4 separate regions of the Homo sapiens genome follow, and all the other regions are linked to region 3. A link is a loop called in an ENCODE intact Hi-C map of the cell type or tissue named here. Cell type or tissue: endothelial cell of umbilical vein. All regions are shown on one strand. Region 1 has its middle 16 kb from the start of DZIP1. Region 2 overlaps UGGT2 (UDP-glucose glycoprotein glucosyltransferase 2). Region 3 holds the start of CLDN10-AS1 (CLDN10 antisense RNA 1). Region 4 overlaps DZIP1 (DAZ interacting zinc finger protein 1).

Region 1 (8,000 bases), 120 kb after region 3:
GGCCCATATCTTTTGCCTCTTGGAACCAAAGTGTCTGAGTAGCTTCTGTCACCAACCAGCACATATCATCGTTCTTGTTGCAAACACGGTATTTGGGTTTTGCACCACAGGATATGTCTCTAATCTTGGAGGAGTATCTTGCCACATTTTTTTGAGGTGTGCAGTAGCAGGCATTCTCTTCTGATTCCTCTACTGTTTGTCATCCCTCCTATTTACTTTGGGATTTGAGTTTCAACACTTTCCTATATTTTGTAATTTGCTTTCCCCCTTTTCATTATATTGTTGCTTTGGGTAATTTCCAAGAAAGAAAGTGAGAAATGCTGACTTTGAGACAGAATAGGATGAGGCTCAGCCCACATCCCCACTAACACATTTTTCTTTTCCATATCTGCCGACTACCAGACTTTGCACCACCACCTCCACTGGCATTATAACCTCTGACTGGGAGATCTTGAAGAAACTAAGATAAGCAGCATTCCACCATAAATCTTACTCAAGACACTTAACCCTATCCATGGCATGCACACAAGACCAGAAAAATGACTGATCCTCATTATAATACTAAAATCTCTGCCCAAGGAGGGGCTTATCCACCATTTTTTTGATCATGCAATGTATGTACTAACATGATTTCTCACTGTGCCTGCACACCCTGCATGCTTAACCCTGCACATGCAATGACGTTCACATACCTCATGCTTATTCATGTCACCCTTCTTAAAGCACCAAAAAGACCTGCCCTCGGGGAGCCCCTCGGAGAATTTCTTCTTCCTGTACTGTATCTCTTGTGCTGGAGCATAAGCCCCAATAAAGCCTTGTCAGGGAAACTTTCTCAGCCTCATGCTAGTTTCTATTAAATGACAGTTTATGAACCTGTGGGCAGTGACAACTTGACACAGCCATCCTCAAAATAGAAATTTGGATAAATACCATTTACCAAGTTAAAGTAGTTTCCTTCCACCTTTTGCTGAGATTTCTTTCTTTTAAACATGAATGAGTGCTGTATTTGATCTAAGGCTGTATCGAATCTGTTGGAATGATTATTTTTTCATCTACTTGTTAATTTGATATGTTTCATTAAAAGGTGTTTTGATATCAATCTATCCTTGTATTCCTGGATAACGTCTTCTTGGTTATCTTCATCCTCTTTTTCGCTGCTGAGTTTGATTTGGAAATATTCTATTTAAGATTACTTTATTCGCATAATTTGGTGAAAATTTTTCTTTTTTTTCAGTTGTAGCATCAAACTTTATAACATGAGTTGGTGAGATTTTCCTCTTTTTTAAAATTCTCTGAAATACATTATATAAGATAGGGCTTACAAATCCGTCTGGGCCAAGTGGTTTTTTAAATAATATGTATAATTACTCATTTTTTAAAATAGCTATTGGTTTATCCAGGCACTCTATTTTTCTTTTCCTCTCCATTTTAAAATTTATCGGCATAAAGACATTTAATGTCTTATAAATTAAAACATCTCTACCATATTTGTAGCTGTATACCCCTTTTAAATTCTAATATATGCCTTTTCTCTTTTTTAAGCTTGCTACATTTTTGTCTATTTTATTTTATTTTTTGAGACAGAGTCTCGTTCTGTCGTCCAGGCTGGAGTGCAGTGGCAATAGTCTCGTTCTGTCATCCAGGCTGGAGTACAGTGGCAATATCTTGGCTCACTGCAACCTCCACCTCCAGGGTTCAAGGGATTCTCCTGCCTCAGCCTCCCAAGTAGCTGGGACTACAGGCGGGTGCCACCAAGCCCTGCTAAATTTTTCTATTTTTAGTAAAGACACGGTCTCACCATGTTGGCCAGGCTGGTCTCGAACTCTTGGCCTCAGGTATCTGCCCGCTTCAGCCTCCCAAAGTGCTGGGATTACAGGCGTGAATCACTGCACCTGGCCATTTTTGTCTATTTTATAATTTCTGTCAGTAACTAGCTTTTTGGTTTAGTTGCTTCATATCTAGCTTTCATGGTTTAGATGCTTCATATCTTCCTACCCCCAATCAGTAATTTCTGCTCGTTTTTTATTATTTATTCCCTTCTGCTTTTTCACTCTTGTTCTGTAGTGTTTCTAGCATCTTGAGATGAATTCATAATTTGTTTGTTTTCCTCCTTCTTCCTTATTTTGGTTTTTAAATGAAAGCATTTAAGGCTCTGAGTTTTCCTCTATGTACTGCTTTGGATGCATTCTACAAATTATGATAATGCAGCATCTTCATTATCATCTAGTTTTGCATAATTTGGGATTTTTGGGAGAATTATGTCTTTGTTATGAGTAATTTAGAAATACATTATTTATTTGAGACAGTCTCACTCTGTCACCCAGGCTGGAGTGCAGTGACATGACATCGGCTCACTACAACCTCTGCCTCCCAGGTTCAAGTGATTCTCCTGCCTCAGTCTCCTGAGTAGCTGGAATTACAGGCATGTGCCACTATGCCCAGCTAATTTTTGTATTTTTAGTAGAGACAGGATTTCGTCATCTTGGCCAGGCTTGTCTCAAACTCCTGACCTCAGGTGATCCACCCACCTCGGCCTCCCAAAGTGCTGGGATTACAGGCTTGAGCTGCCACACTTGGCCAGAAATACATTTTTACTTTCCATACTTTGTCTTGGAAGAATTTGATTATTGTTGACTTCCAATTTATGCATTATGGTCAAAGAAGATAGAACATATAATAACCATTCTTAGAATTTTGTAAAAATTCTCTGTGAACTAGTATTTGGTAGATTTTGTAAGTGTTCCATAAGTACTGGAAAAAAAAATGTTTCCTATTTCCTAGGCAGATGATTATCATCTCTCTTTCCTTATCTACACATATAACTGTTAGATAAAGTATTAGAGAAACTTATTAAATTTTGGTTCAAATTTTCTAGGACTCTCTAAGGATATTCTAATTCTTACTAACATTTTTGTATGAACTTGGTCTAAAGAGTTTTTAATAGTGGTATGTTAAAAACAAATGTCTTCCAATTATTCTCTCACTTTGTGTTTTAGCATTTATCCCAACAATTAGGTTCTTTTAAATATTTTTTCTGAATTTTAGGGACTAACTTTTTAAATTTCCAAGATTATTTACTAATTATTGCAGTGGGTAGAATAGTATTTTCCCCTTCTCTCATTCATGTCCACCCAGAACATCAGTATGTGGCTTTATCTGGAAATAGGGCCTTTGTAGATGTACTCAGTTAAGGACTGTGAGGAGATCATACTGCATTAGGTAGGCCCTAAATCTAGTGACTGGTATTCTTATCAGAAAAAGAGAGAACACACAGACAGACACATTAGGAAGAACATCATGCAAAGATGGAAAAAGAGATTAGAGTGATGCAGCTACAAGCTAAAGAATGCCAAGGATTGTCAGGAACCACCTGAAACTAGGAAGAGACAATGAAGGGTTTTCTTTTTCCAGAGCCTATCAGTATCTTGATTTTGGACTTCTAGTTTCCAGAACTATGAGACAATAAATTTATCTAAACTCTGTTTGTGGTAATTTACTATGGCAGCCCTAGGATGTTAATTATTTTTTACATCTACCTGTTCTTAGTGTGTTTATACAGGCTTTGTTCCATACTTCTTTCTTGTATTTACAGATGTTATTTCTTTATCTATGTCTGTCAGCATCCTTAGTCTATATAATTAATTTCATCTTAGTGAGTTCAGGTTCAACTGGTTTGCTGCCTGTCTTTCTTAGCATTAGCATTCTTGATATGTTTTGAAATGTTATTTTGCAGTATCATTTTGAGTTGAAAGGTATGTTTTTGTTTATTTTCATTTTTGTTTTCCCACTTTTCTTTCTCTCTGTACTCACTCTTTCCTATCTTATAATGGTGCTTCCAGGCTGATACTACAGAACCAGTCAAGAGCAGGTTGATTCCCCCTTCCTAGGTTTCTACAATTCCATGTAAACAAGCAGCCATAATACGGCTGTGCTGGTGATGGTGTCAAGCAGAAAGGAGAACATAATTACTTTTGGTGCCTTTCTAGATCTAAGTCATAGGCCAGCTTTCCCGGGGCTTCTGCTTGCACGAGACTAACGTGTTTTGTTGTTGTTGTTGTTGTTGTTTGTTTGTTTCTGTTTCTAGTCTATAGAAATATTTATCTTGGCTTAGACTCTAGCTAGGTCCTTTTGTTTGTTTTCTCATTTTAGTTGACATATTGCTATGAATTTGTAATAGAGGTCCAACAAGCGAATCTTTTGTGCCCTCTTGCCAGTTGATCCTTCCAGAGCCTAAATAGCTGTCAAAAATATTTTAGGCTATACTTTTATAATTAACTGAATGAAGATAAGCTGATAAAATAAAGCATTATTTACTCCACTAGGAAAAGCAGCATAATCCCTGGAGAAATCTGATTTATCAGTATCCTTTATTTAGTTTTTTCCATAACAGCATATAAAACTTTAATGATATTTTCCTCTAGTTTTAGTATCTGTTTTCAGTATGGTTTGTTACACTTAAAACATGAAGAAATGGAGTCACCAATTTAAGAGAAAATTTACGTGCTAAAGTTAGGTTAAGTGGTATGGTAGTGAAATAAATTTTGTTTTCTGATTTCTGGATTAGCTTCTAGCTGTTTAGCAATTTACAACAAAGTGGTCTTTTCTATTAAAATTTATTTTTTGTATATTTTCTATGTTCTCAAAACTATGCATTTCATTATGGTATTATTATTTTAAGAACAAGGAAACAAAATCTATAGCATTTGAATTACATGATTCAGTAATTTCATGAAATTAACTATGACATTCCTATTTTTAAAACTATCTGTTTAGGTTTCTCCTAATCCAAAAGCAGAATTGGCCTTCAGTGACCCCTGGTGGTTATAGATATGCATTTTGCATTGTCTATGTTCTTTTTTTTTTTTTTTTTTTTTTTTTACTTTTGTGCTGTAGCTATAGAAATAGCTTGAACAAGAGGTCTGGAGTCATTGCTCTGGCTGGGACTAGATGGATAATCCTTAAAAGTGAGCTCCAATATTCTCTGGATTATATTGCATTTCCACTTCTCAAAGACTTTTCTCAAAGTTATTGTCTTCATACTGCAACACTAAGGTTCCCTATTGATCATTGCCATTGTCAAATATACTATCTAATCTCTTACCATTAAAAAATTTAAAAAAAAAACCTTTTCTTGACCTTCACCCTTCCCTGAGTAGAGCCCCACTGCTTGCTGCCTTTCAGGCAATACTCTTTTAAATAACAAACAACAACAACAACACAACTTTATTACTTTATTATGAAAATTTGCCAACACACAGTTATCACTATTTTGCTATTTTCTACTACAATTTTTAAAATTTTATGGTAAAAATAGAAAAAATTTACTATATTAACCAATTTTGAATGTACAGTTGTTAAAAATACTTCTTGAGTTGTATTTGCTGTGTGCAATTTATCACCTCTCATTTAGTCTTCTATCAACTCTTATTTGACTTTTCTTCTCAGTCCTCCCCTAAAACTGCTCTATCGAGGTCACCGACCCAGAGGTCAATGCTTAATTCTCATCTTACTCAGTCTTACTCAGTGATATGGTTTGGATCTGTGTCCCCACCCAAATCTCACGTCGAATTGTAATCCCCAGTGTTGGAAGCAGGCTCTGGTGGGAGGTGATTGGATCATGGGAGTGGGTTTCTCCCATAGGAAGTAGTTTAGCACCATCCTCCTAGCGCTGTACTCATGATAGAGTTCTCACAAGATCTGGTTGTTTAAAAGTGTGTAGCACTTCCCCCCCTCCCTATTCCTCCTGCTCTGACCATGTGAAGTGCTGGCTCCCCCTTTGCCTTCCACCATGATTGCAAGTTTCCTGAGATCTCCCCAAAAGCCGAGAAGATGCCAGCATCATGCTTCCTGTACAGCCTGTGAAGCCATGTGATATGGTTTGGCTCTGTGTCCCAACCAAATCTCATCTTATAGCTCCCATAATTCCCACATGTTGTGGGAGGGACCCAGTGGGAGATGACTGAATCATGGAGGCGGGTCTTTTCGGTGCCGTCCCTGTGATAGTGAAAGGGTCTCAGGAGATCTGATGGTTTTAAAAATGGGAGTTTCTCAGCACAACCTCTCTTCTTGCCTGCCGCCATCCACATAAGATGTGACTTGCTCCTCCTTGCCTTTCACCTTCTGTCATGATTGTGAGGCCTCCCCAGCCACGTGAAACTGTAAGTCTTCTTTTGTAAATTGCCCAGTCTTGAGTATGTCTTTATCAGCAGTGTGAAAATGGACTAATACACCATGAGTCAATTAAACTTGTTTTGTACATAAATTAGCCAGTCTAAGGTATTTCTTTATAGCTATGCAAGAACGGACTAACACACTCATTCACTCCTCCTTCTTGAACTGCTTTCTTCTTATATTCTATGGTGCTGCACTCTCCTGGTTTCCCTGCTACATTTTGGCCAACTCTGCAGTCTCCTCCTCCCTCAGTATACTTTCAAATGTGTGATATCTCAGGGCTCTGTCCTGGGCATTCTTCACACATTCTCTTCCAGCAATCTCATCCAATCACATGACTCCCAACTTCATAGTTCCAGCCCATTCTGTTCTCTGAACTCCACACTCAAAAATCCAGTTGTCAGCCGGGTGCGGTGTCTCACACCTGTAATCCTAGCACTTTGGGAGGCCGAGGTGGGTGGATTGCCTGAACTCAGGAGTTTGAGACCAGCCTGGGCAACATAGTGAAACCCCGCCTCTACTAAAATACAAAAAATTAGCCAGGCGTGGTGGTGTGCACCTGTAATCCCAGCTATTGGGGAGGCTGAGGTAAGAGAATTGCTGGAACCCTGGCAGAGGTTGCAGTGAGCTGAGATTGCGCCCCTGCACTCCAGCCTGGGTGACAGAGCGAGACTCATCTCCATTAAAAAAAAAAAAAAAAGATGAAAAAGAAGAAAGAGAAAGAAAGAAAGACAAAAAAATCCAGTTGTCTTTTTGACATATCTACTTTGATATCCAAGAGGCATTTCAAGTATAACATGACTAAAAAGGAACTTAATTTTCATCCTCCAAAAGAGCTCCTCTGTCCTTCTTTACACCTCCTCATGTCAGGAAATGACACCAGTTAGTTACTTGGACCAAATCTAGGAATTATTTCTGATTCCTCACTTGTTCCCACCCCCATCTATCCCATTTATTACCATCATAATACATACCAAATCTGTTTGCTTCTCTCCACTTCCATCTCTGCTGTTACCACCACATAATTTGAGACATCATCATCTTTTACCCTAACTCCTAACTGGGCACACTGCAATAGCCCCCTAACTCCTAACTGGGCACACTGCTTATCCTTCTACAATCCATTTTTCATACAGCAGCCAGAATGATACCTTTAAAACTAAATCTGATATACCCACAAAAACTTAAAATTAAAAAAACCTGGCCTTATATTCCTGTGATAAATCCCACTTGATCCTGAGGTGTTATCATTTTAATGTATTGCTGGGTTTGATTTGATAATATTTGTTAAGGATTTTTGAAAATAGGTTCATGAGGTATAGTGATCTGTAGTTTTCTTGTAATGTCCTTGACTGGTTTTAGTATTGAGGTAATACTGAACTCATAAAATAAGTTGGCAAACAATTTATCTTCTGCTTATGGAAAAGTTTATGTAGGATTTGTATCCATTCTTCCTTAAAAGTATATGTTGGATTTGTATTAATTCTTCCTAAATAAAAATGTTAGAATTTTCCATTGCAATAAACTGGGCCTGCAGTTTTCTTTGTTAGGAAAAAAAGGAAAAAAAAAACAACCCTAAATCTGTTAGCCCTTTGCTTAAAACTCTCTGGTGGCTTCCCATTTTCAATAGAATAAGATTAAAACCCCCTTTTAACAGCTTTAAAGGCACTACACGATCTGGTTGCTGCCTACCTCCTGACATCATGTTACACAACTGTCCCCAGATTACATTGTAAAACTCTATTCCTAAACCACACTTAAGTTTGTTTCTATTTCAAAGACTTTGCATTTGTGATTTAGGTCTCCAACCTTTTTGGCACCAGGAATCA
Region 2 (8,000 bases), 440 kb after region 3:
ACAGGATTTCTTTTTTATGACTAAATAATATTCCATTGTGTCTATGTACCAAATTTCCTTTATCCACCCATCCATTAATGGACACCTAGCTTGAATCCATATTTTAGCTATTGTGAATAGTGTTTTAATAAACATGGCAGTGCAGATATCTCTTTGATATACTAATTTCCTTACTTTTGGGTATATATCCAGCAGTGGGATTCCTGGATCATATGGTAATTCTATTTTTCATTTTTTTTGTGAACCTCTATACTACTGTTTTCCATTGTGGCTTTACTAATGTACATTCCCACCAACAGTGCACAAGGGTTCCCCTTTCTCTGTATCCTTCCCAGAATCTGTTATTTTTTTTGTTTTAGAAAAAAGCCATTTTCCATACTGTCCAAAGTAATTTATGGATTCAATGCTATTCCCATCAAGCTACCATCAACTTTCTTCACAGAATTAGAAAAAACTACTTTAAATTTCATATGGAACCAGAAAAGAGCCCGTATAGCCAAGACAATCCAAAGCAAAAACAACATAGCTGGAGGCATCACGCTGACTTCAAACTATACTACAAGGCTACAGTAACTAAAACCGCATGGTACTGGTACCAAAACAGATACATAGATCAAAGGAAGAAAACAGAGGTCTCAGAAACAACACCACACATCTACAACCATCTGATCTTCGACAAACCTGACAAAAACAAGCAATGAGGAAAGGATTCCCTATTTAATAAATGGTGCTAGGAAAACTGGCTAGCCATATGCAGAAAACAGAAACTGGACCCCTTCCTTACACCTTATACAAAAACTAACTCAAGATAGATTAAAGACTTACATGTAAAACCTAAAACCATAAAAATCCTAGAAGAAAACTTAGGCAATATCATTCAGGACACAGGCATGGGCAAAGACTTCATGACTAAAATACCAAAAAGCAATTCCAACAAAAGCCAAAATTGACTAATGGGATCTAATCAAACTACAGAGCTTCTGCACAGCAAAAGAAACTATCATCAGAGTGAACAGGCAACCTACAGAATGGGAGAAAGTCTTTGCAATCTACCCATCTGACAAAGGTCTAATATCCAGAATCTACAAGGAACTTAAACAAATTTACAAGAAAAAACAAACAACTCCATCAGAAAGTGGGCGAAGGATATGAACAGACACTTCTCAAAAGAGGACATCTATGCAGCCAACAAACATAAGAAAAAAAGTTCATTATCACTAGAGAAATGCAAATCAAAACCACAATGAGATACCATCTCATGCCAGTTAGAATGGTGATCATTAAAAAGTCAGGAAACAACAGATGCTGGAGAGGATGTGGAGAAACAGGAATGCTTTTACACTATTGATGGGAATTTAAATTAGTTAAACCATTGTAGAAGACAGTGTCGATTCCTCAAGAATCTAGAACCAGAAATACCATTTGACCCAGCAGTCCCATTAGTGGGTATATACCCAAAGGATTATAAATCATTCTACCATAAAGACAAATGCACACGTATGTTTATTGCAGCATTATTTACAACAGCAAAGACTTGGAACCAACCCAAATGCTCATCAATGATAGACTGGATAAAGAAAATGTGGCACATGTACACCATGGAATACTATGCAGTCATAGAAAAGAATGAGTTCATGTCCTTTGCAGGGACATGGATGAAGCTAGAAGCCATCATTCTCAGCAAACTAACATAGGAACAGAAAGTGAAACACTGCATGTTCTCACTCATAAGTGGGAGATGAACAATGAGAACACATGGACACATGTGGCCTGCCAGGGGGTAGGGGGCAAGGGGAGAGAGAGCATTAGGACAAATACCTAAAGTATGCAGGGCTCAAAACCTAGATGATGGGTTGATAGGGGCAGCAAACCACCATGGCACAAGTGTACCTACGTAACAAACCCGCATGTTCTGCATATGTATCCCAGAACTTAAAGTAAAATTAAAATTAAAAAAAGAGCAAACTTACAAAAAAGAAAAAAGTCATTTTAACACGTGAGACACTATCTCATTGTGGTTTTGATTTGCATTTCCCTGACGATTAGTGATGGTGAGCATCACTGTTGGCCATCTGTATGCCTTCTTTTGAGAAATGCCTATTCAAATTTTTTGCCTATTTTAAAATTAGATTATTCATTGTTTTGCTGTTGTTTGAGCTCCTTATATATTCTGGTTATCAATCCCTTGACTGTTGAATAATCTGAAAATACTCTGTCCCATTCTGTAGATTTTCTCTTCACTTTGTTGACTGCTTCCTTCTCTGTACAGAACATTTTTATCTTGATATGATCCCATTTGTCCAAATTGCTTTGGTTGCCTGTGCTTTTCAGTTCTTACTCAAGAAATTTTTGCATAGACCAATGTCCTAAAGCATTTCCCCAATGTTTTCTTCTAGCAGTTTCACAGTTTCAGGTCTCACATTTAAGTCTTTAACCCCTATTGATTTGATTTTCGTATATGGTGAGAGATGGGGGTCTAGTTTCATTCTTTACGATTAAAATTTGAAGTCAAATCAGATATAAATCTTAATAGAAATGTTGTCATTTTCAGAATAAGGAATAAGACAAGATAAGACTTAAAAAGTATGATTTACAGATGTAGTTTTGAGAGATGATGTTCTAATATAGGTAATGTCTCCAGAACTCTGTATAATTCTCACACAAAGTAGTTAGAAATAATTAGAAGCAACATCAACTTTTATTTGGGTAAGGTGCAATCCTTTATTTGAATATCTGCATTTTAGTTAATTCAAGTATCTGCATTTGGTTCATTAAGCAATTATGTAATTGAAATTATTTGTTCCACTCTGCTGAATCATAAAAAGTTACCTGACCACCTGATCATATCCTCATTTTATTTTGAAGCAAATAAAAAATGTCATGGACTATAACAATTCTTGCAATAAACAACAAAGACGTATGTTGGGTTGACAATTTAAAATCACCAAAAGCAGATTCTGGCCACTCACAGCAAATTAACAACAATTATGAACTTCCAAAGGAAATTTGCTGTACTTTGGAGTTAAAGCAGTTGTCTCCTAAATAAAACCAAACTCAAATTCAGTTATACAACTTGAGCATAGTCATAGTTTTTGAATAATCTTTGCTTGAGTCCCAAGTCAAAAACTATATAAAAAGCTACACTAGAAGAATTATGCCAATCCTGGCACCCTTCACCCGTTTCATCCCTGGCTCTTATAGGCAAAATTTTCTCCCAAAGTTTCTTCTCCATCCTCTAGTATTTCTTCATGCAAAAACTAGAATAGGTAAATATATATTCTCATTTCCCCTGGTCTCTTACGCAAAAAAAAAAAAAATACAGACTTGCTTACAGAATGCCCTGCCAACTTTTTGAAATCTTTCTTTCTCAGTTTAATTCTGATCTGTATTCTTCTTATTATGAGTAAGGAAAGATTGTTATTATGTATTTAAAGACCTTAAATTAAAAAGGACAGCAGAGTTAGCAGACAGCCCAGAGTGGGAGAAAATCTTCACAATCTACACATCCGAAAAAGGACTAATATCCAGAATCTACACAGAACTCAAATCAGCAAGAAAAAAAAATCCCATCAAAAAGTGGGCTAAGAACATGAATTAGACAATTCTCAAAAGAAGATATACAAGTGGGCAACAAGCATATGGAAAAATGCTCAACATCACTAAGTATCAGAGAAATGCAAATCAAAACCACAATGCAATACCACCTCACTCCTACAAGAATGGGTATAATTTAAAAAACCAAAAAGTAACAGATGTTGGCACGGATGTGGTGAAAAGGGAACACTTTTACAATGTTGGTGGGAATGTAAACTAGTACAATCACTATGGAAAACAATGTGGAGATTCGTAAAAGCAGATCTACCATTTGATCTAGCAATCCCACTACTAGGTAACTGCCCAGAGGGGTGGGGGGGAAGTCATTATATGAAAAAGATACTTGCATATGCATGTTTATAGCAGAACAATATGCAATTGCAAAAATATGGAATCAGCCCAAATACCCTATACATACCACGGAATACTACTCAGCCATAAAAAGGAATGAAATGGCATTTGTGCAACCTGGATGGAATCGAAGACTATCATTCTAACTGAAGTAACTCAGGAATGGAAAACCAAACATCATATGTTCTCACTCATATGTGGGAGCTAAGCTTTGAGGATGCAAAGACATAAGAATGATACATTGGACTTTGGGGACTCGGGGGAAAGGGCGGGGGGTGGCAAGAGATCAAAGACTACACATTGGGTACCAGGTACACTGTTCAGGTGATGGGTGCACCAAAATCTCAGAAATCACCACTAAATAACTTATTGATGTAACTAAACACCATCTGTTCCCAAAAAACCTACTGAAATTAAAACAAACAACTGATCAAAGTAGATGGTTTGGGTTTGGCTTGGTTTTTAACTAAAGCCTTTGCGCCCTCTAGTGGGAAGATGGAGCAGCCCAGCATCCACAGTGTGTGCTCTTCAGAGCTGGATGTCGCTTTGGAATCAAGATTCTTGGGAGGCCAAGGCGGGGCAGATTACCTGAGGTCAGGAGTTCGTGACCAGCCTGGCCAACATGGCGAAACCCTGTCTCTACTAAAAATACAAAAATTAGCCGGGTGTGGTGGCGTGTACCTGTAATCCCAGCTACCCAAGGAGGCTGAGGCAGGAGAATTGCTGGAACCCGGGAGGCAGAGGCTGCAGTGAGCCAAGATCATGCCACTGCACTCCAGCCTGGGTGACAGAGCAAGACTCCATCTCAAAGATTCTTCCTGTTTCCTTTTATATTTGTGGGCAGGATGTTTCTTTTATTTATGTATTTATTTTAAACTAAATGTTTCTTATCTCCTCTACTCGAAGGTCATATCCTCTTTATCTCCTTAAGTAAAGCCAGGAGCTCTGCAGTACCCCCAAGTGAGAAAAATTATGCTTAAGACACTTTTGTTGGCCGGGCGCGGTGGCTCACGCCTGTAATCCCAGCACTTTGGGAGGCAGAGGCGGGCGGATCATGAGGTCAGGAGATCGAGACCATCCTGGCTAACGCGGTGAAACCCCGCCTCTACTAAAAATACAAAAAATTAGCCGGGCGTGGTGGCGCGCGCCTGTGGTCCCGGCTACTCGGGAGGCTGAGGCAGGAGAATGGCGTGAACCCGGGAGGCGGAGCTTGCAGTGAGCCGAGGTCGCGCCACTGCACTCCAGCCTGGGCGACAGAGCGAGACTCCGTCTCAAAAAAAAAAAAAAAAAAAAAAAAAGACACTTTTGTTTTAGTTTAGTCCCAGACCCAGAGGAAAATCCTTCAAATTTCTTAAGTAAATCCTTAAAAAGTGTAATTTACACCAGAGCAATTGACCTGGTGTAAATAAACTGCAGCATGAGAAGAAGAAGAAAAAAAGACCATTATTACTTCTTTTTTCGGTGAACATTTTGTTTACATGTTTTGCAGGAAATGTACTTTTCGGTTTGTATGGATGAGATGCTGTAACAGAAACACATTTCCAGGGCTTTCTCGTGTCCAATCCGTGTGCAATGCAATTGCAATGAATAGTCCAAGATTTTCTTACCTTCTCATCACAACCACCCTCTTCCCCAAGGTTGGAACTTCAGTTTCTTTAATTACTTCTCCCACATCTCATGAGCTAGTGGGTAACATGGACTGCTAGTCCAAATACCCATTTAGCCTAGATTAGTTACATGAAAGACATTATCATCCTTGTCTTTCTCTTTTCAGTGTTCTCTGGAAGTAGTAGGTGATCAAGAAGACTATCTGCAGTGTCATGATTATTTAGTTTACTAAATTCAAGATTTCTTGCTCTGCAGTCAAAGCTCATTTCAAAACTCTTTCACTGCCAATTCCAAATGGCTGACAGGTAGATAAGGTGATGGCCATAGTGGCCCTGAGTAAGCTGGCATACTCAGGTTGCCAGCATGGTTCTGATATAGCAGTTAGGAAGAAATTATTTAGGCAGATAGTGAGTCCTCGGTAAGGTTTTCCTTTTAATGAAAAGCCGCCCCCAAATCATTTTATTTTCTAACAAAGAACAGCCTGTAAAATCGAGCTGCAGACACAGGCAAGCAAGCTAGAAGCTTGCATAGGTAAATGCTGGCATTGTGCCAGTAGGAACAGGTTACCTGGGACCAGGCATGTTCAAAACGGCAGCTCCATCTTCCCTTCTTTCCAGTCCACATGTACAGTAAGAAGCAGATAACATGGCAGCAGCCAAGTGGAAAGCCCATATGCATAATAGGGTGGAGTGGTCAGCCTTCCCCATGCATTATGTAAAACATCATACCTGCTCCAACCAATTTGTGGGCCCTATGTAAATCAGACACCGCCTCCTCAAGCCTATTTGTAAAATCCAGTGCACTCTGTAGGCAGCCCGAATTCCCATTCAGGTGCCCCTCTCTCTCATAAGAGAGAGAGAGCTGTTCTCCTTTCTCTTTCTTTTGCGTATTAAGCCTCCACTCCCAAACCCACTCCTTTGTGTGTCATAAGAAAACAATCCATTCTGCATGAAGAATGGTAAGAACAATTAGGAACATCATAGAATGGACCAATACCACAAATCCGTTTTGAAGGATACACAGGAATTTGTAAGGTGGTCAATGAGGCAAAGAATGTCCCAGGTAGGAATGATGTGTTGTGGTTCCTAACACCTGTTCTCCAATGAACTATGCATCTTTTTCTTCATTACCATCATTGTAGTTGTCATCAAAACAGCTGACATTTGTTGACAGCTCACTCTGTCTCAGTATGATGGGCACTGCTGGCTGGCTAAGTTAGCACCATACCCAGGCCACTTCTCCTTTGCTTCGTTATTAGAAAAGTAAACACTAGCTTTTCTAGCTTCCCGCGCAGCCTAAGGTGGCCACATGGCAAAATCCTCACCAATGAGATAGAAACCAGTCTGCTAAAATGTTCCAAGAAGGCTTTAGTGAGGATAAATGTGGTTGGTACCATCCACCCTGCCTCTTTTGGCTTTAAATACAGGTAAGAAGTGAGAAAAATGAACTCCTAGTGTTTAGGGCCCTGTGAGTCTGGTATGATACTACTTAAAGCCAAACCGGTCCTATGTAATAAAGCCAGGCAGTGGTGTAAGCACTTTACAAATATTAACACAACTAGAATTATTTGGGGTCTATGGATAATTTAAGATACCATTTGGCAGAATCTTATCAAACCACTGATAAATTGTATTCTATCTGCTATAGGATTCTACCGTTCCAGTGGTCTAACACTGACTCAGTCTTCACAAGCTTTTAAGCAAAACTAATTACAAGAAACAGAATAATTAACTCACAGCCTTTATTCTTTATCCTATGAAGAAAACCATACTACCTCGGAAGAAATTCTGGAATATACTGTGAAATAAGTAGAAGGTATGTCAGAAAAGATTGGCTGATTAAATGCTCATATAGTCCACAGTATAAAAATAGAAGAACCCAGACTGTTTTAATAATCAAAAAAGCACAAATTACTATTTCCTTTTTTGTATGAATATTGAAGATCCAAAGTCAGAAACAGTGATATTAGTTGGGTAAATGTTTTAAAAAAGGAATTCAAACAAACCTTTTGATTTTCCTTTATTTCTTCTCTCATATGTTGATTTACAGCAATTCTGGTTAGAGATCTGGAAAAATGAATACTAATATAATTGATCCTTCCTTAAATGTTTAGAACTGATCTATATAACCCAATGTAATCTAATACTTTGGATAAGAAGCTAAAAACTCCAAATCCTTTGTGACTGAAAAGTATACATTTCCATATGGCCTAATTTAGCTTTCATTTGACAAAAGTATTTGGTTCAAGTGGAATGGAGGTTCTCAAAATTTCATGTGTACTAGCTGTATGCAGTATGGATTGTCATCATTTACTATGACTTATTTTTTGAAAACACTTCATTGAAAAAGCTGTTTTGCGTTATTTTGCCCAATAGAGAAATTTTGTATGAAATTACCAATGTATAAGTACATGAATATACGTACATGAAGAATTTTTTAGTTAACCT
Region 3 (8,000 bases):
TCATCAACATTTAAAACTTCTGCTCATCAAAAGATGCCTTTGAGAAAATAGGCAAGCCATACACTGAGAGAACATATTCACTAAGAATGTATCTGATAACAGCCTGGTATAGAAACAGCTCTTACAAAAACAAAGAAACAACTCAATAGAAAAGGAGCAAAAAATTTGGACAGGCACTTCACAAAAGAAGGTATTTGAATGGGCAATAAGCACATGAAAAAGTGCTCAGCATCATGAAGTTATCAGGGAAATAAAAATTAAAATCACAATAAGATATCATTGAATACCTACAAGAATGGCTAAAACAAGAGACTGATAACATCTAACGTTGGCAAGAATGTAGAGTACCTGCAAGTTTCACACATGGTTAGTGGGAATATAAAATAGTACACTTTGAAAAATGGTGAGGTAATTTCTTATAAAACTAAACATACACTTACCCTCCCACCCAGTAATTCTGATCCTAGATATTTACCCATGATAACATGTTCACAAAAAAACTTGTACAAGAATGTTCATAGCAGCTTTATTTGCCCAAAACTGGGAATAGCTCACATGTTAATCTGCAGAAAAATGGATAAACAAACTGTGATAGCTTCAGATACTGGAACTCAATTCAGCAAAAAAAAAAAAAAAAAAAAAAGAAGACATGAACTGCTTATATGTGCAACAACATAGATGAGTCTTAAAACATACTGAAAGAAGCCTTATACAAAAGAGTACATGCTGTTTGATTGTATCTAGATAAAGTTCTAGAATAGATAAAACTAGTCTACTGTGGAAAACACAAGAAAAACGGGGGGAGTGGGATCGACTGGGAAGGAGTATGAGAGAACTTTCTAGAAAGATAGTGTTTGTTTCATTTACACAGATGTATGCATTTGTCAAAAGTTAGTGAATGTACACTTAAGATTTATAAATTTCATTGTATGTAATTTTTACATCAAAAGAAAAACTAAATATTAATATCTAGCTAGTGATATGCTTGCTGAAGGATTTAGGAGAAATTGTACTGAGGCCTGCAATTTATTTTTAAATATTCCAAAAAAAAAAAAAAGATTGATAGAGGGAGGGAGAGGGGGAAGAAGAGAGACAGAGCGAGAGAGCAAAGCAAATAAAATGTTTATGGTAGAATGTAGGTGTTGGGTATGATATATGGGGTGTTTACTGTAAAATTCAACATTGCTATATATTTTATAAAGTTTTATGAGAAAATGTTGGGGAAAACAAAAGTAGATTTTTAGAAGAAAGAACCAGTTTTCAATAATCTTTAGATATAACACTCCCCTAATACATTTCACAGAATTGTTTTCCAATGGGACTATTTGATAATAAATAACTAATTTGTTCAATCCATTAAAAAATAAATCACGCTGGTATCTTGAGTCTCTTCTAGTAATTGTACAGGTATAAGAAGGTGGAGGGGAAAACCTGTAGGTCAAATAAATTAGGAAGTATTTATTGAGCTTTTACTATCTGCCTACCCGGTGAGATACAGAGACATCCAAGACTTAGTTAGATCTTACCTGCAGGGGCCACACTCTCACTTGGCAGCCATGAAGAATGAAGCAAAGGTCAGGCCTGCGGGCAATGCAGGGTAAGGATAAGGACCCACATGCTCAGCAGTACCTTCAAGGCCCCAACCCTGCTTCTCCCCTCCACTCTGATCTTCTCTCTTTCTCCCACCACAGGTCCCTCTACCCAGACTCTACCCAGAGCTCTGTCTGCCAGGCTCTCCTCCCCGGCACCAGGCTTGAGTATTCCGCCTCACTCACCAAGCCTCAGCCCCCGCCCATTTCCTCAGGGACATGCTCCCTGACCCAGAGCAGAGATCACGTTCTTTGTTATACAGTTTCAGAGTACAGTAGTCCTTTATTAGAGAGCATTTGATTCAGTTTATAATTACATGGTCACTGAGGGATCGTTTGGGTAATGTGTGTCTCCCCTACTAGATTTTCAGCTCCATGAGAAAAAGAATTGTATTTCCTTTTTAATTCTCATTATATCCCCAGCAATTTAGCAGCATCTGCTATGTAGAAGGTTACATATGAAAACACACAGAAAGCATTGGGTGTCTTTTTTTTCCTTCAAATAGGAAAGAAAAAGAAGAAGAAAACATGGTTATAACCATATGAAGCTACTGCCAGGACGATATGTTAATAAAATAAATTTAAGAAAAGATTTGTTAAAATCAAAAGAGGAAAAATATTTGTAGAATTATAAAATCTTATGTGGTAAGGGATATTGTGGGTCATCTGGTCCACCTAAGCTTAACTATACTCCTGTCAAATGTATGAATATCTTTAGTAAATATCTTTTGTTATTTTACATTTTTAAAAATAACTTTTTATATCAAACCGTTAAAAATTCAAAAAAAAATCAATTCTCCATCTTCAGAAACTGATTGTTATATAAAGAATTTAGTATAATGCATGATTCACAGTGATAGTTATAATAACTACTACTAGTAGGAGTATTACCAGGAAACCTCTAAGTTGTAGTGCATCATTTTGATAAGAACATGTGTTTTGGATCATTTAAAAAAAGGGGATTAAATTATAACTCTGCCTCTAAATGGCAATACATCTTTGAGCAATTTTCCTAATATCTCCAAACTTCAGGGTTTTTTTTCTCCTGGCATTCAATAAACGGTAGCCAATCATGGTTATAATATAACAACAACAGTGAGGATGAATAAGAATCTGTGTTTATTCTCAAAGCGCTCACAGCTCAGCAGGGACATGGATACAAACTCCAATTCTGCGCAGTAAATGCAACAATGGAAGCACGCCACCAAGAATGAGAGAGTGACTCTCAGGCCTGGTCTATTGGGGGAGGAAAGAGTTTTTTTAAAAAGTAATTAAAAGGAATTCTCCAGGCTAATTAAGCAAAAAAGGCATCCTGGGTGGAAGAACACTGCCATGCATGCTTGCTATGATCCAGCAGAGTATTCCAAGGTGCAGCATGGCAGGTGATGGGCTGAAGATCCTAGGATACCTTTTGTGTCATGATAAGATACACAGATTTCATTCTGCAAGTAATGAGGAGCCCGTGAAGGGTTTTAAAGGGGTAAAGAAACAATCAGGCTTATCTTTTAGGAAAATCAGCTGGGGAGTCATATTAGAAGGGGTGAGCCCTGGGGCAGGAAGACCAGTCAGGCTAGTGGATGGAAGAGGTGATGAGGGTCTAAACTGGGAAGAGTAGTGTGGGCCTGGAGAGGTGAGAATGACTCATGGCAGTTCAGAAAGAGTGTCAACAAGATTGAGTGATGAGGAGTACAGAGGGAAGAGCGCCATCCAAGATGACTCAGGAACACTCATAACTTGCTTGGCAGACTGAGTGGGTAGACAAACAAATATGGTTCATGGTTCAGTGGAGAAAATACAGAAGGGAGCTGCGGGGGAGGTGGGGGTGAGAGGTTTAGTTGTAGACATAATTGAGGTCTCCATACCTGCGAGCCACCAGGAGAAAGGAGAAGATGTCCCATAGGCACATGGGACATCAGAAGAACTGATTCTGGGTCAGGGAATCCCATTATGGAGCCACCAGTTGGTTCAGGGAAAGACTGTGATGTGAAAAGGGGTAAGTGCCAAGTACAGAATGCTGGAGATACCAGCCCATGAGGAGACATGGAGACGAATCGTGGAACAGGCAGAGAAATCTAGGCAAGAATGGGGCTATGGAAGCCGAAAGAATAAAGTATTTCACAAAGAAGGAACTGAGCAACTATGAAAAAGGTGCAGAGAAAACAAACAAGATAAAGAATGGGGACTGTTCACTAAGTCAGGTAGCACAAAACCACTTGTCACTTTTGCCTATGGTGTTTCAGTGGAAAGGGAAAGGTAGGAAAGATGGCAGTGGATGGAGAAGTAGATGGGTGGTGGACAGAGAGACTGTGATACTGTAATAGACAAGTCTATTGAGATGGTCAGTTAAAGAAGAAAAATGAAGAATATGTTTTAAATGTCTCTCAAGATATCTTTAAATACATTTGTGTATTTTCCTAAATTTGAAAAAAAAAAAAGTCCTTAATATCTGCTTCATCTAAGCAGAAAGATCACCTGAGGTCAGGAGTTCAAGACCAACCTAGTCACATGGTGAAACTCCATCTCTACTAAAAATACAAAAATTAGCTAGCATGGTGACATACACCTGCAATCCCAGCTCCTCTGGAGGCTGAGGCAAGAGAATCGCTTGAACCCAGGAGGTGGAGGTTGCAGTAAGCCGAGATCACGCCACTGCACTCCAGCCCAGGCGACAGAGCAAGACTCTGTCTCAAAAAAAGAAAAAAGAAAAATCATCCAAGGGACAATTTATCCTTAACCATACAAAACTTACAGCCTCAAGAGGAAGATGAGCTTTGGCTACTGTTTTCTAGAGAAAATTGGTCCTAAAAATCATTACTTTGTAATGATTGTCACAATTTCTCAACACATCTTGATTAAAAGAAAACGATAGATTCCTAATTCAAGGCGCTTCATAGTGCCATCTATGCGTTGCAGTTACAAAATCTTCACCTTCTAGTTCTGTTAATACTGGCTTTGCAATGTCCTCACACCTGTTCTTTCTCGTCCTTTCCCACGGTCCTTACAATAAAACTGTTTATTTTTTAAAAACTGCATGCCTTTTTAAAAAAAAGTTCATATTGAAATGTCTTAACAATCTTTATCCAAAAGAGGGCGCAAATTTCTCATGAAATATAGTGCGGTATTTTACAAAATGTCTTTGCTGCTAGTGGTATTTAAATTTCACAGCTGCTGTAAGTTAATGCAGAAACACTATTCCTGCAGCATGTGCATGTGAATCCTGTCCTGTTGTGTGTGTGCTAATTAAGAGCCTTTTGCTTCTTTAGAAGAGTTTCAGAGCAGAGCTAAGGCTTGCTGAAGTAAAGAAGTAAGTTGAAGCTAACATTTTTTCTATTCTGGGTAGCCATATCAAATTAAGATAGAATATTTTAAAATTAAACATTAAGTGGGGGAAAAGAAAACCTCTCTGTTTACAATCTTCTAATTTTAGGATGTATTTCCATTCTACCACAGATTAAAGAATGCCTAATGAAGTTAATATAGTTCAGACTTTGTGTGGGGTTGGTTAATAGCTAATCAGTTTTGGGGGGGTTGTTGGTTATTTGTTTTGTTGCCAGAGCTGGAAACATTCATAATTCAATGAATACCCAGTATGCACGGCTCTTCTTGCGTACAGGAGGCAGTATGAATTGCGAACAGAGGGGATCAAGTGAATTCTGGTCTCAGCTATTACTGTAGCTTGAGTCCCACCATAATTTGTGTACGTTTTCTGATGGGGATGATATGCCAAAAAGGTGCTGAAGTAGAATTGGGTGTCATAAATATGAACTATGCAAATGGAAGGAAGTGCAAAGACGAAACCATTTTTTCAATGGTAGTAATATACCACAAGTTTCCCTTACTTAACAGAAATTCATTTAACCAAATTCTTTACTTGAAATATATAAATTAGGGTACCACTTCACTCCACAGAATGGCATTTCCAAATTTGAAGTCCTGTGCTTATTCTTGCTTCTGTAACTGGCTTGAATTCCAAATTCCAGGTTTTCCATCATAACTACCTGCCTGGTAATTTGCTGGGGTGCGGTAGCCATGAACACTCACCCACGAGTAACAAACACTCACCGGGGTAATTTGGATTGGCTTCCAGCCCCTAAAAGTGAAACCAATTATAAGTAGAGAATCCCTGAAACTTTATCTGCCAATTGATAAGCACTGGTGGCTATCAACTAGAACCCAAAACTACATCCTTCAGTGGCAACATACAAACAGCACTAAATGAGGGCAAATGCAGAGCTAAATTCATAGCCCTTTTTATGCACCAGTCTAAAACAACGTTGCCAAGAAGATCTGCAGAAATTTTTGGTAGAGAACCAACATGACAACAAGAGCCAAGCATTATTTCCAGCTTTCATTTGATTACAAATCTGTGACCCATTGACAAACTGTTTATTTCTTTTTTTTTTTTTTTTTTTTTTTTTTTTGAGACATGCAATGGCACAATCTTGGCTCACTGCAACCTCTGCTTCCTGGGTTGAGGCGATTCTCCTGCCTCAGCCTCCAGAGTAGCTGGCACCTTACAGGCGCCCACCACCACGCCTGGCTAGTTTTTTTGTATTTTTTGTAGAGACAGGGTTTCACTATATTGGCCAGGCTGGTCTTGAACCCCTGACCTCATGATCCACCCACCTTGGACTCCCAAAGTGCTGAGATTACAGGCATGAGCCACCACACCCAGCCAACAAACTGTTTCTATGAATTACCAACAAGCATTCATACCTCCTCTCCATATGTGATGATAGAGTGATATCAATTGATTCATCATATTGATTTCCTCTTGTCAGTGGCCAAACCTGCCTTCATCACGCACCCCATGCAGCTGCAAGGTCAATGTGTGTGTTCGCTCTGAAATCCTCACGCTGCATCTTGGCCAGCTTCCTCCTTTCCTGACCATAAGATCTGATCTCTTCTTCTATAGGGTAGAGCCTGGATCACATTTTCTTTTCTGAATTTCTGAGGCCATGACTCCTCCTCTTCCTCTGCCTATTGCTATAGCCAACACCGTTGTCCTGCTGTACCCGCTTATGGCAACAACCCTAATGCCTTAGATTCCATTCCTGTAGACTCCACAGAGAAGGCGATTTTTAAGTACTCAAGTTGTTTGATAATGCTGAACTTTGTAACATTTCTCTCTTTTTTTGAGATGGAGTCTCGCTCTGTCGCTCAGGCTGGAGTGCAGTGGCACAATCTCGGCTCACTGCAACCACCGCCTCCTGGGTTCAAGTGATTCTCTGGCCTCAGCCTCCCGAGTAGCTGGGTTTACAGGCACCCGCCATCATACCTGGCTAATTTTTGTATTTTTGTAGAGATGGGGTTTCACCATGTTGGCCAGGCTGCCCTTGAACTCCCGACCTCAGGTGATCCACCCACCTTGGCCTCCCAAAGTGCTGGGATTACAGGCGTGAGCCACCGTGCCCAGCTGAACTTTGTTACATTTCTAAAACATTTTATTGCTCTCCAAGAATAGAAACCAGATCAAATGTTTGAGGATAGCAATGTAAAAGTAGAGGGTACAAAGGAACCAAAGTCACTGGACTCTTAAAACAACACAGAAGAAAAAGTGAGGATGCTGGCATTACAATTGGATTGTGAATCTGTTTTCACCTTCAGTATTTATATTGAGACATGTGGGAATACAGTATTGTTTCAATATGCCTTCTCTCAAATGATCATTTTTTAGTTGGTACATGACTAAGAGGTTTGCTATATTCATTGGAGTAACATTCACGTTCTGAATTAATTTGCTTAGAAGATGAATCTGACTTTATAATAAAAATTTTAAAGGAGTCAATTAGAAAAGAGCAGCTGGAAGAAAGTTGTTGCATTATTTAAGGGCTTGAATAATATACAAAGGTAAGTTAGTAATAAAAAGTTAATTACAAGATGGCTTTATTTCTTATTGAAACTGTATTTTCTACCTTTCCAGAATATTGTCCTGAGAACACTTACATATTCCTTTTTTTTAGAAAAACTGTGGAATGAAGAAGGCACTCATTATTTTCAGCTCCCATAGTTATAATTCTGTTTCTATAGAAATTTGCAACATCCCATAGAGTACAGTATTTTATTCAGCTTTCAAAAGATAATCTTGACCCTTTAACACATGTTTACTTTTGGCTGGGCAAGGTGGCTCACGCCTGTAATATCAGCACTTTGGGAGGTCGAGGTGGGCAGATCACCTAAAGTCAGGAGTTCAAGACCAGCCTGGGCAACATGGTGAAGCCCCTTCTCTGCCAAAAATATAAAAATTAGCCTGACGTGGCCAGGCGCGGTGGCTCACGCCTGTAATTCCAGCACTTTGGGAGGCCGAGGTGGGTGGATCACCTGAGGTCAGGAGTTCAAGACCAGCCTGGCCAATATGATGAAATCCCGTCTCTACTAAAAATACAAAAATTAGCCGGGCATGGTGGTGCA
Region 4 (8,000 bases), 68 kb after region 3:
CACCTGCATGGATGCATTTCACGACCTAGTTCTGGGGCTGGAGAATGCCCTAGCCCCACAGCTGGGCAGATGAGGAAGGACTCTTCCCAATCTCACCCCAGAATGGCAACCGCACTCAGGGGAGATGAGGTCTTTGGGTGACTATTCCCAGAGAAATGTTATATGCATACACAAGGAAGCCTGCCAGCAGCAGGTATAAAACCAAGCCCTATCCTACCAACTGAAGGAAATTTCCTTCATGGTGAAGGTCAGGTTTTAGGTGAAGGTTTAATGATGGTGGTCAGGCATTAGATATGGGATGAAATGCAACCAGCAAAGTTGGTGCATGGTTCACTCACCTTCATCTTGGAGACTGATACAGTGCACTTCCCCCCACCAGCTCTCCACTTTTACCTCCAAGGGGGAGGTCATTTCATTCTACCACCAGACCTGGGAGTGGGTGATGAGCCAGGGTAAAAATGGCCAACAGTTACCGAGTGCTCACCAGGAGGCTGGGCAGGGATCCACATGTGTGGTATCTCAGATTTAATGCTTCTTACTTTAAAGGGTCTGGTTTTTTATTCATTAAAGTATTTCTAGTACTCTATTTCAGATAGACAAATGATAGAGAGAGAGAGAGATGATAGAGATAGATAGATAGATGATAGATAGATAGATAGATAGATAGATAGATAGATAGATAGACAGACAGACAGACAGACAGGCTTAGGTATATATAAATAGGTTCTTACAGCTTAGCCAGCAACCTAGTCAATGTATGTAACATTGGCTGTATGGGAGAAACGCATCTTAAACTACTTTCAAGTTAACTTCTGGAATACAGCCTATGACTGAGTAAAATCACCTAACTGCTGAAGTGTGGACATAGCCATGAAGAAGCATTTAAGTCCAGCAGGTACCACAACTGCTGACCACCAAAAATATGCTTTTCAAATTTGTTATAGAGCATCAAGATTTTTAAAAATTATACAAATAGGCTATATTACTAGTTTGAACTGCTGAAAACAGATTTAAGGAGGATAACTAATTTCAGATTTTAAAAAGTCACACTGTATTTTATTTACTTGTGATCAAAATAAGGTCACAAGGAAACTTTTAATAAAACTTTCATGAAATAATCTCACACATATTTATTATTTTATAACAGGGATACTCCTATGACTTATTTCTCTAGAGTCAGGATAAACTGCCAGGTTCTGATGTGTTTCCCTCTGTGTACAGAGGAAGAGTTCTGGTAGAAGGGGAGACTCCTGAACGTGGCTCCCATAACAAGGGCTGGGGAAGTGAGGCTGGCCAAACCCCAGCTCCCAAAACAAGCAGGCTGATGTCCCACATCAGGAGGGAAGGACCTGCCCTGCTTGTGCTTTGTAAGCCACCAGTCTAGACTTCAAACGTCCCAGATCCTGTCCTGAGCTGAGATGCAGGGTGACAGTCAAAACACTCAGAGGTCTGAGTCTCCCATGAACTTGTGGGAGGCTTTCAAAAAAATCCTTGTCAGTTTCCTGCCATTGTCTCCAGAAGAAAGGATCTTGGTCCTCTAACTAGCCCTGCCCTTTTGCCCCTAGCTGACTTTGGCTGGACTTCATCGTGCCTACCTTAGAAGCCAACACTGGCCAGAGCTTACTCAGTGGCTTGTACCTTTCTGGACCATCACAAAGGCCACTGCAGTAGCCACAGCTGTTCTCTGCACTTGGCAGGCAAAGCCCCTAAGCCCACAGCTTAGGGGTGGGCTGTGAATCCGGACTGCCTGCTTCCAAAGTCTGGGGACTTGTCCACAAAGTGATGATGCCTGCCTACTGGCACTCACTGGGCTTGTCTTTCTGACTTCTCCAAATGCCACCGCTGTCCACCCATTATCAGAGTTCACTGTGCTCTGACTTTCCTTGGTCCTGGCCCTGGTCCCCAGTCACCTGCTCAGCCTTTCTGCCAACTCCACCAAACCGCTGGTCTGTCCACTCTTTCTCCAGTCTCATCACCACAAAGCAGACTCCCGGGGAGGAATCTCAAGTGTAGGATCACCCACACCCACAACTGGTCTCCCCATCTCAGATGGGGAGCTTTGGAGACGCTCTGGTCAGGCCAAGCCTCCCATAGCCCAGCTCTCCAATTCTGCACACCCAGCCTCAGGAACACTCAGCGGCTACAAACTGCCCCAAGAACGACCCTGGACAGCTGCAGCCTGGCACTCAACAGCTGCCATGAACGCCCTCAACCAACCTCACTTCCCTCACATCTCCTCTTCTCTATGCATGGCCAAGTAATTACTCTAAACTGCTAATTCACATCTAGTGCTTTCCTGCCACCTTTTCCTTCTTACTGTTTGCTTTGCCTAGGATGCCATCCCGACATATTCACCTCCTACTCGGCTCAAATGGCCAAATGTCAGCTACGCCAGGAAGTCTTCCCAGAGTCTCCCAAATGGAGGAAATCTCTCCCCTGCCTGGATACCCATTTCATTTCTCAGTGGCTCTCACCTTGCACCATAATTATAAGCATGTGGTCTCCTTTATAAGCTGTAAGTTCCGTGGGGACAGGCTTCGTTTCTGATTCATTTCTATATCTCTGTCATGCAGGAGTGGTCCACAGTTGTCATTACCCAGTGGTCAGTGAAGGAAGGAAGGCAAGAGTGGCGGAACACCGCTGGAGAAACAGATAACTACATGTGGCATGTTAACTCCTGTCAAAGACATGTTCACTGAAGACTCTCCTGAGCTTTTCCAGGATGTATGTCCAGGAGATCCTGTTGGCACATCCAAACATTTCCCCTTGTGACTGCACATAAGCATGGTCACCTGACAGGGATCAGGCCCACTCTCCTTTAGAGGGTGGAATCCCACTGAACTGAGACTTCCTTTCAACAGTCCCCATCCCACTTCTGCAACACTATTTGGGCCAGTGGTGTCCAGAGGGGGAAGCCATCTTTCTTTCCATCAAGAGACACAATACACCAGAAGTCTAGAGCATACCACCTGTCATGTATTGGACAATAAACTATTGCTTGTGTTAATTTTCAGTATTTCAAGATGTAGAATACTTGCTTTGAGAACAAAACATAATAATAATTGTAAAGTCTAATAAAAATGTTTCTAAGTGGGAGCGGTGGGCTCACACCTGTGGTCCTAGCACTTTGGAAGGCTGAGGTGGGAGGATCATTTGAGTCCAGGTGTTTGAAACCAGCCTGGGCAACATAATGAAATGCCGTCTATATAATAAATCAAAAAATTAGTCAGGTATGGTGGTGCACCCCTGCAGTCTCAACTACGTGGGAGGATCACTTGAGCCCAGAAAGTTGAGGCTGCAGTGAGCTATGATCATATCACCACATTCCAGCCTGGGCGACAGAGAAATGCCCAGTCTCAAAAAAAAAAAAAAAAAAAAAAAAAAAAAGAGTTTCCAGTTTTTGTGGTCCTCACTGTAGCTATATACAATTAAAGTCATGCATACATAAGCCCCTCACAATTTATAGACCAAATTAAAGGAGGGCTTTACATGTAGATAGAACCTAGCAGGTGCCCACAGACTTTGGGAAAAGCGGTTATTTTGCATCCTCACTGCACTCGTCGCTCTAAAAGTGGGCCACATTATCAGCCCAGGCAACCTAAGCAATTGGTGTATGGGTCAGTTTAACAGCAACAAAGTATACTTTATTTTCTGGGCATCCTAATACCACCATTTAGTCACTACTCCATGAGCAAAGAGCAAAGTGGTCTCCAGTGGTGAAAATACTACAAAAATTTATTTGAGGTTTGTCCAGAAAAAAAATGCATACTGGGGATGGGAATCAAGCATGATTGTTTATCTTCTCCAGAACCCGTGTTTCATCCTATCAACTGCCTTAGGATCAGAACCTACTGCCTGTACCGTTTAGCTTGTGTAGCAGAGTTGAAAGCAGGGAGCCATCAGGGTTCCCATTTTACCTAGATCCTCCCAGGACAAACGTGCTGGCAATGTTGGCTCCTAGCAGCTCACAGTGGAGTCCCTTCCAGGCTGCTTTAGCTCACCCTCTCTTTGGGGCAGCCCCCATCAGATGACAAATCAGTGCAAGGGGCAATGGCCCACCCCTGCCTCAGTGGAGGACAAGCCAGAGCACTCATCCCAGCTCTGCAGCTCTGAAGCAGGGCTGGCTGAGGCCTCCACTGTGGCTGCGTCTAGGTTCAACGTTCCCTTCGCCCAACCCTGCTTCTCTCACAGGTGCTGTCCAAGGGCACCCCCACCTCCCACCTGTAAACTTCCGCATCAGTCTGTTTCCCAGGGGACCCGACCTACAATGGTAAGAAATTGTGAGATTTTTCATGGTAAAGAACCTCATCAAGCTTCGAGATGGAACAAAGGACAGAGAGTGAACAGGCGAATAAACATTACGCAATCCATGACTAACCTGCCCTGCCCCTGCCGCCCTGGGGAAGCTGGCCTGACGGGGTGGGGGACGTTGGCGGGCCCTGGCCAAGTCTCTTCCTAGCTCCTGCCCACTGAGATGCTCACAAATAAGCTTTGATCCCCATCCAAGGGCTGTAGGCCCTGTGCCAGGTCTGGCTGGCATTTAAAACTAGCATTTCAATCCCAGCAGATGCCAGGAAGGGGGCATGACTGATTCATGCAGCTCTGGGCTAGTGAGGGTAGGGTCCCCATGAACACATGCTTTAGAAATGATCGATTTGTCCGGACCCTTGAATCAACCCCAGACAGCTTTAATGTACCTACCAGGGTGTCCTTTAGTTAGCAACAAAAATATATGACAAAGAAACTAGGAACCTTGTGTGATGTCATACAGAAAGCTAACAATAACAAAGTGGAGGGGTGGGGAAGTAAAAGAAACTAAAATACACTGTTGAAGTACAAAAGAGAAATGGCCAGCAATGCTTTACAAAGGGACGCAACAGAGAGATTTTAGACCTGACATAAAATAATATGAATACAGAATGATTGCTAGATACTTTTCTTATATATTCAATATTAAAGCAAATTTATTTATGTCCAGTGTGCTTTTATCTGTTACTGGTCTAAAGGAAAAAACTGCATGCTCTGAACACTTGTAAATAAGAAGATCAATATGTGGAGAATTTACACATTACGTATTGTGATCACATACTCAAGACAACTGACCCACCTGAAATGATCTTCGGGAAAAAAATAAGGTGCAATAAACACTTCAAGAGTCAGTGATGAGTAAAAAGGATTATTACTAAAGTTCATGGTATACAGATCACAATATCTATGAAGACAAAAAGTGCCACCATACTGACCAGTTAGATCATGGATTTAAGTGTAATCTTTTTAAAAGACCAAAAATGAAAGAGTGAAATAATCCTTGGATTCCAGAGCAACTGTATGTGAGACTGGAAAAAGATGGCCCTTCTCCCGTCTTAATTCATTTGTAATATCCAACAGAGCACAGGAAAACATCACATTAAAGAACATACTATAAAAACTGTAAGCACTTTAACTGTATAAAAAGTGAAATACGGCTACAAATATTCAGCCCATCTATTGGATCATGTTAATAACAATTATCACCCTTTTGATCTGGTCCAAGAACTGAACCCTGGTAATGATTTCACCCAGTGGTTCCTACCTATTTCCTTTAGTTTCCATCACATGTCTTTTCTAGATTTTCCCAACCAGTCATTCAAACTGTTTGTTTAGAAAAGGTGACTTGCTGCCACATTGAAAGTTATAAAAACAACCACATACGCCCTGTGGCATGTGCTGGTTGGCTGGTCTGGTAGCAGGTCACCCTCATTCTTACCCAACACCTACTACTTTCCACAAAAATCATAAATAATCAAGACACTACCCAAAGTTAAAATCTCTACTTGTGAGTCTGGCAACCTTTTATACCTATATACACCTTTTATACTTTAAGACTTTGGGAGGTATGTCCAGTTTACAACAATATTACACATGAAGACTGCAGTTTTAATAACTGTTTTGCAATCACTAAAATGTTTCCTGTTTTATTATTAATTACCTCCACATAATCACTTTTGGTTAATAAGTTATCCAACTCAGGGTGGCAACTGCACATAAAACGCTGAGACTATTACTGAAACTTACCATGCACCATTGGCAGACTTGATTTAGTTTCCAAAGTGTGCAGGGCTGGGGCATTCACTGAAACAGCATAAAAAGGAAAAACTCAGAGGTTCCATAATTAAAGCATAAGCATCCGAACATGATGGTAGCCAAATATGCCGCAAACTAGTCAAGATACATACAGACCATAAGGAACAAATATTTCAAGTGACAAAGATATTACACAACTAACATAAACTTATATTCATAACAGCTTTATGGAGATATGTTCCCCTTTTAAAAATATACAATTCAGTGGGTTTTTAGCATATTCACAGGGCTGTGCAAACACAACCACTGTCTAATTCTCGAACATTTGCTTCATCACCTCCCTCAAAATACCCATGCCCCATACCCATCACACCTCATTTCTGCCCCTTCCCTATCCCCAGACAACAATTAATCTACTATCCATCTCTATGAATTTGCCTATTCTTGACATTTCATATAGTAAATGCAATCATACAGTATGTGGTCCCTTGCGTCTGGTTTTGCTCACTTAGCACAGTGTTATCAAGGTTCATCCATGCTGTAGCATGTATATAAATATCAGTATGTATTTTTATGGGCAAATAACATTCTGTGTTATAAACTGACCACATTTTATTTACCTTTTCATTAGGTGATGGACATATAAGTTGTTTCCACTGTTTAGCTGTTATGAATAATGCTGCAATGAACATTCATGCAAAATAAACCAGTTTTAAAAAGTACTCTAATCACTGGGCTGGAAGACATTATGTGAAGGTATTAATTTAGGCACAGCCTGTGGAAAGAGGTTTACCTAACTTAAGTAAGACTCAATCCTCTCTAATTTAAATTTCTACAGAAAATTAGATTCCACGGCCTTCTTCCAATATTTGACAATTCTTATCTGAAAGTCCTCTCTGGACTATTTATTTATCCAGTTTGTTTTCACTAAACAGTATGGTCTATTAGTTTACCGCTTCTTTCTTTTATCAAGACAGACTTTTAATTCTAATCTTACCCTAAAAAATACTGGCCACAAACCTCAGCTACTTTTTTATTTTATTTTTTTTTAAAAAACACAGTTTTACTCCCGTCGCCCAGGGTGGAGTGCAGTGGCATGATCTCAGCTCACTACAACCTTTGCCTCCTGGGCTCAAGCAACTCTCCTGCCTCAGCCTCCTGAGTAACTGGGACTACAGGCATGCGGCACCATGCTCAGCTAATTTTTGTATTTTTAGTAGAGACAGGGTTTCACCATGTTGGCTAGGCTGGTCTCAAACTGGTGACCTCAAGTGATCCACCTGCCTTGGTCTCCCAAAGTGCTAGGATTACAGGCATGAGCCACCATACCCGGCCATCAGCTACTTCTATAGGTATGCATTTTTTATCTTCACAATGGCTTCTAGTGAAAGTGTTCAATTCCTATTTGTAAATTGCTAACAAACTCTGGAAATACTGCCTTTGTACCCATTTGCAACTTGTATAATCTAGATCAAGTTTTGGCAAACTATAGCCCATGAGACATACCCAGTCCACTGCCTGTTTTTATTGGAATACAGCCAAGCTCCTTCACTTACGTGTTGTCTATGGCTGATTTTGCACTACAATGGCAGAGGTGAGTAGTTGCAAAATAGATCATCTAGCCTGTGAAGCCTAATGTAAATCACTGTCTGACTTTTTACAAGAAAAAAAAAAATACAGAATACTAACTATTCCTGATCTAGATATTTTTCCAGCTTACAGAATCAAAAGATCTGATGCTATTAAAATTGATCACAATTTGGTCTTTTCTCTAAACTACAGAATTCATTCCCTTATTATGAAAGGGTAGTAAATCAGTAAATGACTGACTAGTGTCTAAATCACCAAGGGTATAGACAGGTGGAATCAACAGGTTTGACCATATCTGCTTTATATTAGACATTACAAATCTTCATTTTACTGGCTATAGGTCTGAT

What was found. Peaks named below come from ENCODE experiments on the same cell type or tissue, not always from the same donor. Only the 100,000 strongest peaks of a DNase experiment are listed, where the experiment ranks them.
Region 1: a loop joins it to region 3, with 10 times the contacts of the local background. A loop is called at or near these places in 33 of 110 quality-filtered maps.
Region 2: it touches region 3 in a loop (2.3-fold over the local background); 2 of 110 quality-filtered maps call a loop at or near these places.
Region 4: it touches region 3 in a loop (2.3-fold over the local background); 5 of 110 quality-filtered maps call a loop at or near these places.

What each region holds. Positions count from the first base shown.
Region 1 is chr13:95,656,376-95,664,375 of GRCh38, forward strand. No RefSeq gene overlaps it. Among named protein-coding and RNA genes, the nearest start is that of DZIP1, 16 kb to the left of the region's middle. In endothelial cell of umbilical vein, a CTCF peak has its summit at 4,815 (motif pointing left); a DNase peak (open chromatin) is centred at 4,806; H3K27me3 peaks cover 743 bases.
Region 2 is chr13:95,976,246-95,984,245 of GRCh38, forward strand. It overlaps UGGT2 (UDP-glucose glycoprotein glucosyltransferase 2), which reads right to left. Exons shown (of 39, transcript NM_020121.4): 10 at 7,559-7,619. Among named protein-coding and RNA genes, the nearest start is that of UGGT2, 73 kb to the right of the region's middle. In endothelial cell of umbilical vein, a CTCF peak has its summit at 4,452 (motif pointing left); a DNase peak (open chromatin) is centred at 4,426.
Region 3 is chr13:95,532,172-95,540,171 of GRCh38, forward strand. CLDN10-AS1 (CLDN10 antisense RNA 1) reads right to left here and starts at 1,739. Exons shown (of 4, transcript NR_046533.1): 1 at 1,527-1,739. It also overlaps a transcript of CLDN10 not described here. RefSeq lists an enhancer at 3,124-3,418. In endothelial cell of umbilical vein, no CTCF peak of the experiment used is centred here; DNase peaks (open chromatin) are centred at 1,810, 3,260 and 4,680; H3K27ac peaks cover 1,354 bases.
Region 4 is chr13:95,599,949-95,607,948 of GRCh38, forward strand. It overlaps DZIP1 (DAZ interacting zinc finger protein 1), which reads right to left. Exons shown (of 23, transcript NM_198968.4): 14 at 6,055-6,111. Among named protein-coding and RNA genes, the nearest start is that of DZIP1, 41 kb to the right of the region's middle. RefSeq lists an enhancer at 4,227-4,521. In endothelial cell of umbilical vein, no CTCF peak of the experiment used is centred here; DNase peaks (open chromatin) are centred at 1,493, 4,453 and 7,613; H3K27ac peaks cover 1,964 bases.